2 separate regions of the Homo sapiens genome follow, and region 2 is linked to region 1. The links are chromatin contacts, found by Hi-C or POLR2A ChIA-PET in ENCODE. All regions are on one chromosome and are shown on one strand. The core of a region is the stretch at or near the end of the contact, and the rest is flanking DNA. Distances in the headings are between cores, read along the strand shown. Region 1 overlaps LPP (LIM domain containing preferred translocation partner in lipoma). Region 2 holds the start of FLJ42393 (a long non-coding RNA gene).

What was found. A loop is a pair of places that touch in the nucleus more often than their neighbours do. ChIA-PET counts read pairs that join two places held with the same protein, here RNA polymerase II (POLR2A). Pooled maps may share reads with other maps.
Region 2: a loop to region 1 is called in a map of PC-9, with 2.2 times the contacts of the local background. The contact joins the promoter of FLJ42393 here to the enhancer-like site in region 1. A Hi-C loop is called at or near these places in 5 of 168 maps with a recorded cell type or tissue (Calu3, PC-9, cardiac septum and 2 more) and 10 of 50 pooled maps. POLR2A ChIA-PET finds 5 or more read pairs at or near these places in 6 of 52 experiments (AG04450, IMR-90, WTC11 and 2 more).

Annotation. Positions count from the first base shown.
Region 1 is chr3:188,260,845-188,266,385 of GRCh38, reverse strand. The region is part of intron 2 of LPP (LIM domain containing preferred translocation partner in lipoma); the gene reads right to left. Among named protein-coding and RNA genes, the nearest start is that of FLJ42393, 85 kb to the right of the region's middle. Within about 2 kb of position 3,210, at least 19 of the 41 ENCODE cell types and tissues checked have a DNase peak (open chromatin) inside an H3K27ac peak, as active enhancers do; they include PC-9, psoas muscle and tibial artery, where a contact is called at or near this core.
Region 2 is chr3:188,177,063-188,182,564 of GRCh38, reverse strand. FLJ42393 (a long non-coding RNA gene) reads right to left here and starts at 4,022. Exons shown (of 1, transcript NR_024413.1): 1 at 1,757-4,022. The region is part of intron 1 of LPP (LIM domain containing preferred translocation partner in lipoma); the gene reads right to left. RefSeq lists an enhancer at 2,646-3,258.

The DNA.
Region 1 (5,541 bases), core at 1,961-4,460:
TCCATCTAAAAAACGTATCATCTGTCTGTGCGGCAGAAAGCCCAGTTGGAATAAGCAAGTTCTGTGCGTTCAACTAGAAAACACTTCTTGTTCTCGCTGTCAAAATAATTCTGTATTAAACTTCTGGGATATGTGACTAATGTGCTTGGAACCTTTGGAGTGACTGGTTTATTTATTTTAGGGAGGGGAGTGCTGCTGCTGCTGCTGGTGAGGGTGGTGATATAGAAAGAGGAGGAGGAAGAGAAAGGGAGGGGAAAAAAGGATGGGAAGAACACACACATGGTCTGCTCAGAGATCTCACATCACCTTCTAGAAGCCTGCATTGCCGCACTTTGTTACAGAAGCATGAGAAGGAGCAGAACCAGGCAGCAACAGAGAAGTAAAGACATATAAAGACAGGCAATGCACACTCCCCAGAGTTAAGGTTGCCTAAGAGTTCCTAAAAAGACTCTGAAATGTATAAAGTAAAAGCAAAACACATACACACACACACACACACACACACACACACACACCAGAGTAATCCTATCACAGCCCTTTTACAAAGCCCATGACAGCTCCTTACTGATTACCAAAAAAAAAAGAAGCCTCCAACATTACAGGAAGGCATAGGAAACTTCTCTGATTGGATACAGATATCTCACCTCCAGACTCAGCCTCCCACTCCCAATCTCTCTAGATATTTTCATGTCTCTGCTATTCCCTCTGTCTTAAAGACTCAGCTCTTTCTTTCTTATTTGTTAAAGTCCTAGCCATCTAGCAAAGCCTAAAACAATATCCTTCCCCCAATCCCCACAGCAAAGCCCTCCCCAATGGCACAAACAGAACACCTTGCCTTCTCACAGCGTTCCTAACTCTAGCATTGATCACTCTGTAGCTTGTCTCCAAGTATTGTTAACTGTTGGAAAACTTATTTACCTATACCTGTAACCATCACCCTTCCTCCCTTCCCCAGACACCAGTCTCCTTGTAGCACCCAAAGCATGAGCACACACACAAACATGAGCTCTTTCTTCGCAGACAGGGGTCCTCTTTCACTATCTTAATTTCTTCAAGGCCAGCCACTGTGATGCCTCCATATACAGGCCTTCAGTAAGCACATGGCCATAGCTGAACTTTTGTGCCATCCACGGAAAAGCATCTTTAGCGATAAACTCAAGAAACATAAAACAAAACAAAACAAAACAAACAACAACAATAGCTGAAAAATCTGCAGAAAGAAAAGACCAGGAATTTAATTCGTGCTAAACCTCTAAAGTCAGTTCTTAAAAGCTGCTTTTCTCTCTTCTCCAAATCCAGTGGTTTTGTTCAATGCTTCTCTCCTGCTTTGAGTCAGAAAGTGGGTGGAAGTTTGGGGAACTAAATGAAGAAGGGTGACGCGAGCAGAAGGCTTCCAGTGGAAAACAGATGAGGAGATCAGGTAAATAAATCTAAGACACATCATTTTTATGACCTGACAAATAATTGCAGGTTGAAATCATCTGCTTACTTTGTGTTTTGTTTTGCTTTTTTATTTTCTCCAGCTACTTACTTATAATATTCATATGTTATAAAAAGAAAAAAAAGGAAAGAAAAGAAAGAGAGAGAGACACACACAGAGAGAGAGAGAGAGAAGAAAAAAGGTGTTTGGGGGTGGCGAACAGGGGTGGGGAAGTGACCAGGACAATGACGAAAGAACGATTTGGCCTGTGTGCTGCTGGTCAGCTTTGGCAGGCCCTCACCCTCTGAACTTTCTCTCCAGAGAGTTATTTGACAAACAGAGTTTCAGAAAACAATTTTCACTTTCTTTCTCCAAACCCCACCTCCCTCCCCTACCTCATTTTAAAAATCAGCTCCAACCTCCTAAAGAGGAAAAGAAAAACTAAGACCCAATTCATTTTACATTTTATACCACTTAAGGAAAAACATTTCTCAGAGCAAATGCTTTATGATTCAGAGAATAACATATTCTCATCCCGTTTCCTTTGACTGCTACAGCTCTCCTCTCATTCCTGTCTTCTCCTTGCCTTTCTTCAACTTGGAAGTGGTTATTTGCCCTCAGATGTGGCCTCATAATTATTCCCATTCAAAATCTCTCTCTCTCTTTCTCTCTCCCTCTCTGTCTCTCTCTCTCTCACACACACACACAAAACTAATGTTTGTTCCTATTGTTCTTGCCTTCATTAGAAGGTAACAGATCTATAAAAGGTAGCATGTGCACTTACTCATTTTAAAGAAAGCTTAATAAGCACCTACTAATAAGCATCCTACTCTCCAGCTGTTTATATTCTAGGGGAGGAGATCAAACATGTCCAACACAAACTGCTCAGCAATGTCGAAGGTGATATGTACAAGACAGGCCTACATGACAGAGCTCACCTAGCTCTGGGAACTGTGGAAGGCTTCCTACATAATACACCTTGCACACAGTAGACCCTCCATAAAAGTCTGTTAAGGGGATGAATGAAGAACAAAATCAGTGAGGATTCACTTGAACATGGACTTAAAAGAATGCGTAAGATTTGGGCAAGCCAAAATGAGAACGCCAACAGTTTAGGAGTGAGAGTGACAGCTACAGGGAGGCAGGAAAATGAGAGGACGCTCCCAGCAATGACTAGAAAGAAGTCTGGTGCAAAAGAAAAATGCTATCAGTGATGGGTTAGAAAGGTACTTATTAAATGAGCTAAGAAAAAACTTTCTACGTGACGGATTATGAGCTAGTCACTGTTAAACCCTTTACAAATATTAACTTATTTAATTCTCACAATGACCCTATTCCTATTCCACAAATGAGGAAAGTGAGGAGCAGGGAGGTGCAGCAACCTCCCGGGGAAAGTGTTGCTTGGTGCTGGAGCAGCCTGGCTGCAAGGTGTGGCTCATAACAACTACCTTACTGTATCTCCACAGCCTATCAATGTCTGGGAGGACAGATCATAGAAAGCCTTAAATGCCAGATGGAGGAGTCCACGCTCTCTTCCATATGCAAAAGGAAGCAACTGAAGGTTTTGAGAGAGAAAATAATAGGGTTGGATTTAGGGAAGATGAATAATTTGGCATTTGTGTTGAAGTCTGACTGGAGCTGGTGAATGGATTAGCGCTTAAGTGATGAATCAACTCCAACATCACCCGCTACCCTCTGCCCCATCATACCCTCATAAATCACTGTGTCATTGTTATGTACATAGTCCAACAGGATATCCAGTAATTTTTCTGTGTACACTCAGACTCTGAAATTTGATTTGTATATTGGAATAGTTTGTTCCCATCTGATTTCCGGGCCGAGGATTCCATGGAGGGATGGCATGGCTGCAGTCAGCAGTGAATGGCCTCTTAGTCTAGCCGGAACACTCCAAGAGGCAGCATTGTACATGTACTGAATAGTCACAAAAATAGCTCAGCTAAAGGACACAGAAAAAAAAAAACTGCACTCTTTGGAGCTGACGTATTTTTCCTTTTCTCCCTCTGCCACTGTTTCTATGACCTAGTAAGGAGGCATCACTGTAGAATGGAAAAAGCACTGAACGAAAATTCAGGAGACCTGGGTTCGAGCACAGATTACCACTTTTTTTTTTTTAACATGATTTCAGACAAGTTCTAGATTTCAGTTTTCCTATCTGTAAAATGAGAGACTGATTCTTAACTCGAGTGATTTTTTTTCCCCGTGTGTGTGTGTGAGACAGAGAGAGAAAGACAGAGAGAGGAGAGAGGAGAGAGAGAAAGAAGAGGAGAAAGAGAACTGAGATAGAGTGAGAGACAGAGAAGAGAGAGAGACAAGAGAGAGAGAGAGATGAGGGGGTGTCAAAAATATACAAGTGCATTTGGGGTGAGATAAGTTTATTTTAAATCTTGAATCCTTTAAAAACGTTACATAAAATAGAGCTGAGAACTAGGTTACAGAGGGTGAGTTAAGATTTTAAAACTTGAGGTCTGATAGCAAAATGGACTTCTACAAATAAAATGTCACAGTAGTTAGCTGTAAGGGGTGGGATTACAGGTACAATCCTTTTCATTTTATAGTTTCCTGTATATTGAAAACCTATACATGAGTACATATTACTTTCACTGTTAAAAAAAAAAACACTATTTTCAATATCTATTTTATTATTAAGAATTTTAAGACTACCCATAATCGTGCTTGGTAGGGAATATCGGTAGAGTCAAGCAGCTCGTTGGCAATGTGAGATGCAGTCTCCTCATTTTTGTAAAGGAAAGGCAGGCTGGAGACCATCATCATCAACTCTGCACTGCCTCAAACCCCTTCGGGGTATATACCCTGGCTTCTAGATGTGTCCTCTTCCCACCAGCCTGGGAGAGAGCCGAATCCCATGCATTCGTCAACCCCAGCATGTAGCACAGTGCCTGCCACATCCTAAATACTTAGGCAACAGTTTCTAACTTAAGAAACAACCTTTCTAAGAACCACTACAGTAGGAAATGAAGATAATATTCAGTTATATCTAACGAACTGTGGTGCTTTTGTCTTTGTTTTATAGACAGAGTTGCACTCTGTGACCCAAGCTGAAGTGCAATGGCACCGTTCTAGCTCACTGCAGCCTTAAACTCCTGGGTTCAAGCGATCCTCCCACCTCCTCAGCCTCCTGAGTGGGTAGGACTACAGATATGTGCCACCACATCTAGCTAATATATATTTTTTTTTTTTTTGGAGAGACAGGGTCTCACTGTGTTGCCCAGGCTGGTCTCAAACCTTTGACCTCAAGCAATTCTCCTACCTTGGTCTCCCAAACTGCTGGAATTACAGGCATGAGCCACCATGTCCGGTCCCAAGAATTGTTTTTCCTTTTTTCATCATGAAGCTATATATGATTTAAATATAACAGTCACTTCTTTAAAAATTAGACTTTGAGTCTGAGCGAAAATCTATAGCTATTTAAAAGATGACAAATATCTGTATGTTGATTGACTTAAAATTTTTTCAAGGCATATTGCTGAGTGAAAAAAATAAATGATAGCACCTGCAGTAATTTACGTAAATTGTAAATGCCGTCATTCACATAAAAGTTGCATGTGTGTATGTGTGTGTGTGTGTCTGTGTAGAGAGAAAGAGAGACTCTAAAAAAGGTATTTTCCAAAACTTTAACAAGGATTATCACTACAGAATAGTCCCAGCTACTTAGAAGGCTGAGGTGGGAGGGTTGATTGAGCCCAGAAGTTCGCAGCTACAGTGAGCCATAATCGTGCTGCTGCATTCCAGCCTGGATGACAAAGGGAGATGCTGTCTCAAAAACAAACAATCTAGTAAGATTATTGTTTTCCTATTTGTACTTTTCTGCCTTGTTCAAATTGTCTTTAGTGCTCAGAAACATTTCTTTTTTTAACATGGAGTCTCGCTCTGTGGCCCAGGCTGGAGTGCAGTGACACTATCTCAGCTCACTGCAACCTCCGCCTCCCGGGTTCAAGGGATTCTCCTGACAGCCTCCTGAGTAGCTGGGACTACGGGATTCTCCTGACTCAGCCTCCTGAGTAGCTGGGACTACAGGCATGCACCACCACGCCCTGCTAATTTTTTTGTATTTTTAGTAGAGACAGGGTTTCACCAAGTTG
Region 2 (5,502 bases), core at 2,773-5,272, 85 kb after region 1:
TCCCTCCTCTATCTATCACAACCACTCCCAGCCAAAAACAATGGCAGCCACATAGGTCTCACTAGGCCAGATGGCAGCTGGTGCTGTATGTGAAACAAATTGTGTCAGTCAATTAAGGAATACCCATGGTCTAGTCACAGGAAGTTCCGACCAATGAAAAGAACGAGGTAGGGATGACTATAAATAAGTACATGATGAATATAGCAGAGGTGAGCTCTACAGTAATGCTTCTCAAACTTTCAGCAACACCTAAAGACATAGATTCTGGGGTGAGACCGAGAGTCTCCACTGGTAACAAGTGCTAAGTGATACTGATGCTGCTGGCCCAAGGAGCAAGCCTGGAGTTGCAATCTAAATGTAGGCATTGTGAAGGGATAAACTTGCAGCCTAAGGCAATCGTTCCACACAGATTTGCTGAGCATCTATTAAGCACCACTCAGGAAATGTGCTGAGGCTGGAAAGACTCACGAGGAGTTAGACTTAAGAAAGAGACATCTCAGCAAATACTCGCAATAAAATGTGCCTTAAATTCTATATCAGAGATCTGGCCAAAGTGCTGTGGGCATCCCAGCAGAAAGCCAGTAATTATATCTGGGTTGCCTAAAACAGAAAACTATGAGGACGCTGATGAAGTAGTTAAATTGTGGAAGAGAACAATTACAAAACAGTATGTACATGGCCAGGTGCAGTGGCGTGCACCTGTAGTCCCAACTACTTGGGAGGCTGAGGCAGAAGAATTGATTGAGCCCAGGATTTCCAAGGCTGCAGTGAGCTATGCTCATGCCACTGTGCTCCAGCCTGAGCAACAGAGAGTGACCCTGTCTCTAAAAAGTAACCAATTAATTTTTTAATTAATTAAATTAAATAAATTTTTAAACATTGCTTTCAAAGTATGTACAGAATTGCTCCACTTTTGAGGCTAGAACCAGGTGGGAAAACTGATATTTATACAGCTTACTAGCGAGAAATAATTTTTCTATAGTTAAAAGAATCTTGAAGCAGCAGCGGAAACAAGAGGAGGAGGAGACAGAGACCATGTATGGCCTGCAAGGCCTAAAATATTTACTACCCAGTCCTTTACAGAAAATGTTTGGCAACCTGTAGGGTAGAAAGATAGATACACAGATACAATTATGTAGCAAATTTCACACTGGCTGTTGCAAATGACTGCAGGTGGTTTTTATTTTCTTCTTCTTTTTTTTTTTTTTTTTTGAGACGGAATTTCACTTTGTCACCCAGGCTGGAGTGCAGTGATACAATCTCAGCTCACTGCAACCTCTGCCTCCCGGATTCAAGCAATTCTCCTGTCTCAGCCTCCTGAGTAGCTGGGATTACAGGCATGCGCTACCAAGTCCAGCTAGTTTTTGTATTTTTAGTAGAGACGGGGTTTCACCATATTGGCCAGGCTGGTCTCGAATCCCTGACCTCGTGATCCGCCCACCTCGGCCTCCAAAAGTGCTGAGATTACAGGCATGAGCCACCGTGCCAGGCCTATTTTCTTCTTTGTGCTTTTTCATGTTTCTGTGTTTCTCCAGAGACAACATGTTCTCTCTGAAACTAAGGGTGAAAAAGTTACTGTCCTTTGTGCAAGGCATTTCAAATTCTAATAATCTACCTTAGAAAATAATCATAGGTGCAGACAAAGAATTTTGTTAAGAAGGATGTTCGTCACAGTGCTATTTATAATGATGAAAAATTAGAATTATGGTATATTCTTAAGATGAAACAGCATACAGCCATTCAAAATTACATGTACAAACAATTCTTAATGCCATGAGAAGCTGCTTGTGCTGTATTGTTAGGTGAAGTGGCAAGATATGAAAATGTTTATATAGTAATATTTAGTCAGTAAAATGCAAATGCACATAAAATCATGAAAAGCACCACTAAAGAAAGAATATTAGAAACGTAAACAATGCTTGTGTCTAAATAGTGATTTATGAGTGATGCTCATTTTCTTTATACGGTTCCATATTTTTGAAATGTGTTACTATGACTAGGTCCTACACTTATAACACAAAAATACCACACATAGTAAGTTCAGGTTTGTTTTTGCCTTAAGTCTTCTTGAGGGAATATAAGGAGGTTCAAGAAAGAGGAGACAGAACATTCCCCAGACAGAAACAAAGGGGAAGGGCCCTTGGGCCATCAGGGCAGCATGTGCTAAGACACAGAGGCTGCAAGAGAGTGGGACCAGGGACACACTCAGAGTAGCAAGCACAGAGCATGACTGGCAGGGGACAGCCATAGCAAATCCTGGAAACAGAGGTGAGGTCAGACGAGAGCAGGGCAAGGTGGGCACGGTGAGGGATTCTGCCCACAGGCTACGGGAGGCAGTGAGTGAGAAGGCAAGAAGCCAGCTGGGAAGCCGAAGGACAAATGCCTTCCCAGACACCTTAAATAAAAGCAGAGTCAGGGAGCGCGGAAGCCCACGCCAGGGAGAGCAGGAAGATAGTTAAGTGTCTTACACTCATTGCCATTTACAAAATGGTTCTCCTTAATTTTCTTCAAACAAGGCTATGCATATATTGGTGTCTGGAAATGAAATTAATTAGTAAATCAAATCAATACATTCTTATTGGCCAAGCATCACTCACGATCCCTTCTGACTTCATCCTAAAAGTGGACCCAACCAACAACCCCCTATGTTGCTTCACAAGTAATTTCTGACCAGTCAGGCACAGATGCCATGCAAAAGACAAGGCCTCAAGGTGCCATTATCTGTCAAATGGACCCAAGGCAGGATGAGGCTGAATGAAAGAGGAGGAAGAGGAAGAAAGGCTCACTCAGGGGGAGAGGGGAAGCTGCTGCAAGCTAACTACTGCTCTCACTGACTCAGGATGCCCATTTCTCACAACCAGAGGCCACAGTTTTGGAGCAGACAAGAGACTGCAGAGAGGCTTGCTGAAGCTCACTCCACGGCTGGATTCCTGGCAGGATGAGAAATGGAGTTCTAGTAAACTAGAAGGAATGCTGCTGGCAGGAGACAGACCTCTCGAGAGGGCTTTAAATGGAAATATGAGAGCACGAGAGGAACTCTAAGTGTAGAAAATGCACTGGGCAAACAAGCGTGTCGCAGATGTGGGCGCCCCAGAAGGGAAGGAGCTCTGGAGTCACAGGGGACCCAAAGGACAGAATGTCAGGTGGCCCTCCAAGCCCGCAGGTGGCAATGGGAACAAGGCGGGAAATGAACTGGAGAGCTGAAGGCGGGGGCCTAGGAGGAGGCCGCAGAGCTGTGATGAAGGGCTGCTCATCAGAGGCACATGCACGGGTCAGATAAAGAAGCTCCGCTGCGAAGACAGGGGGCAATGCAAGGCCACAGCCGAAGATTCCATGCATGCTCTTCACGGTGGCAAATTCAAAAGCCTTGGAGGGCAGCATGCTTCTATGATAATAGGGAATGGGGGCCGGGGGGAATATGTAGACCCCATATCAATGCTCTCAAAACCTCTCTCTCTCTCTCTCTCTCTGTCTCTCTCCCTCCCTCTCTCTTGCTCACTCTCTCTCTCTCTCTCTCTCTCTCTCTGTCTCTCTCCCTCCCTCTCTCTTGCTCACTCTCTCTCTCTCTCTTTGTCGTGCTCTCTCTCTCCCTCTCTCTCCCACTCCCCACCTCTGGCCTAATATACCTGCATGTCCACAGAGGCACCAATCTGCAATGATGATGGACTCTCTCACCCACCCTGCTACTAGGAAACTTCTTCCATATATCATAAACAGAGACCAGTATTACAATACTTCACCCACTGCGCCAATTTGGCTTTCATGTCTGTTTCCTGTGTCGATCACAACATCCTAGACAGCCCAAACAAGGCTTTATTCACCTCTAGTCCCCGGTCCCTGGAACAGCAGACAATAAATAAGGAATCAACAAGTGTCCTTCACTGCCGCACACATTGGCTGTGAATATCCTTTTGCAAAGTGCAGAACATCTGAAAGATTCTCACATTGACTAAACAACAGTGTGACCTGAAGTTAAGAGAACCATAAAGGTAAATGATTGCTAGAAGTTTAATTCCAAACAAGGAAGAGCAATTTGATGCAATGGGCAGAAGACAAACATTGGGAGAATGAGAACGTATCCTCTTGAGTTGTGATGTGAACAAACAGAGATTCCAAGATCTTGCAAAAGCGAACAGTCAGCAACCAGCATGGTGCTTAGAGTAGTCCCTGGGCAACAGAAAAAAAACAGATAAATGAAGAAACATGGACAATCACCCTACCTGGGTCTCAGCGTGAGGAGGAGAACTAGGACTTCCAGACAGAAAAGAGGAGAAGCATGAGGAGGGGGCTGGGAAAGACATTTCCCTGTGGGCATGTGGTGCCCTCCACTGGGGCCAGAATTCCCAACCTGCCTCACTCTCCCCATCTGTGAAATTGGCTGATTCCCTGAGGTCCCTCCCAGCACTGACTATCAAGTGACAGAGAACCTAGAAACTCCAGGAGCTCCATCAGAGCCCTGACTACCTGTCCAAGTGAGACTGTGGGAGCCTCACTCTTCTCACACCTGTAAACTGAGGGTGCTGCAGTGTCAGCTATATCAACACTCCCAAGTATGCCTTTGCCAAAACCTCTATGGATGAGAAAGGAAAAGAGCATGTATGGAATTGGCCAGGGCTTAGAACCATCTTGAACATGACACACTTATGCACATCGTCACATCTTCCCAGCATCCCTGTCCCACCTCGGGCAGCAACTGTCAAAGTTCTGCCCCCAGGATGACCTCCCAGAGTCCTCAGGGCAGCTCCATCTCTCCAGCCCTCATTCCTTTCCAGCTCTTTGGTGTTTCCCTGTAATAAAAACACTGTGCACTTCTCTTTTCATGTTTTAACCATGAAGTGCCTTCCTCCAGACAAGTACTTTAATCCTTACTCCAGTCAGAATAGGTAACATCAGCATAATTACCATCATTACTCCCATTTTACAGAGGAGAGGGCTGAGGCTCACGTAAGACCTAATCTTCATCTTCCCAGGGATCCTCCAACTCCTAGCCAGGCCTCTCCCAGCTCCTAAATCAATCATGAAAGACTACAGCAATCACATCCAGTACTTTTCTGATCTAGTGTCTTTGCCGCTAAATAAAGGCAGAAATCAAGGTGGCAGGATCAATCCTGTATTCAAATCACTGTACTGTCTGCCACCCTCCTATGCTGGTCCAGGGAGCAGAACTGAAAATGTGCCTCAAGGCCCCAATCCAAAACAGATGCCATCACCCTGGACAGATTCTCCAACCATGCTCCAAGACTGGTATCCATCTCACTTCAACCAGCCCTCCTTCCCAGGCCTGGGTCTGTCTACTGGCACAGGGGGACCCTGCCATGAAAATGAGGGCATCTCTACTGGATTGCAGGCGATCCCCTCGCTGGGCTGGCCCACCCATTCAACCATCACTGGACCACCCCCAGGCCTGCTACCCCTTCAGACACTCAGCCTCATACTGCCTAGCTCTTTCTACCAGGTCTCTCCCTCAGATCAATTCCACCTCAGCCCCAAACTTGCCATCTC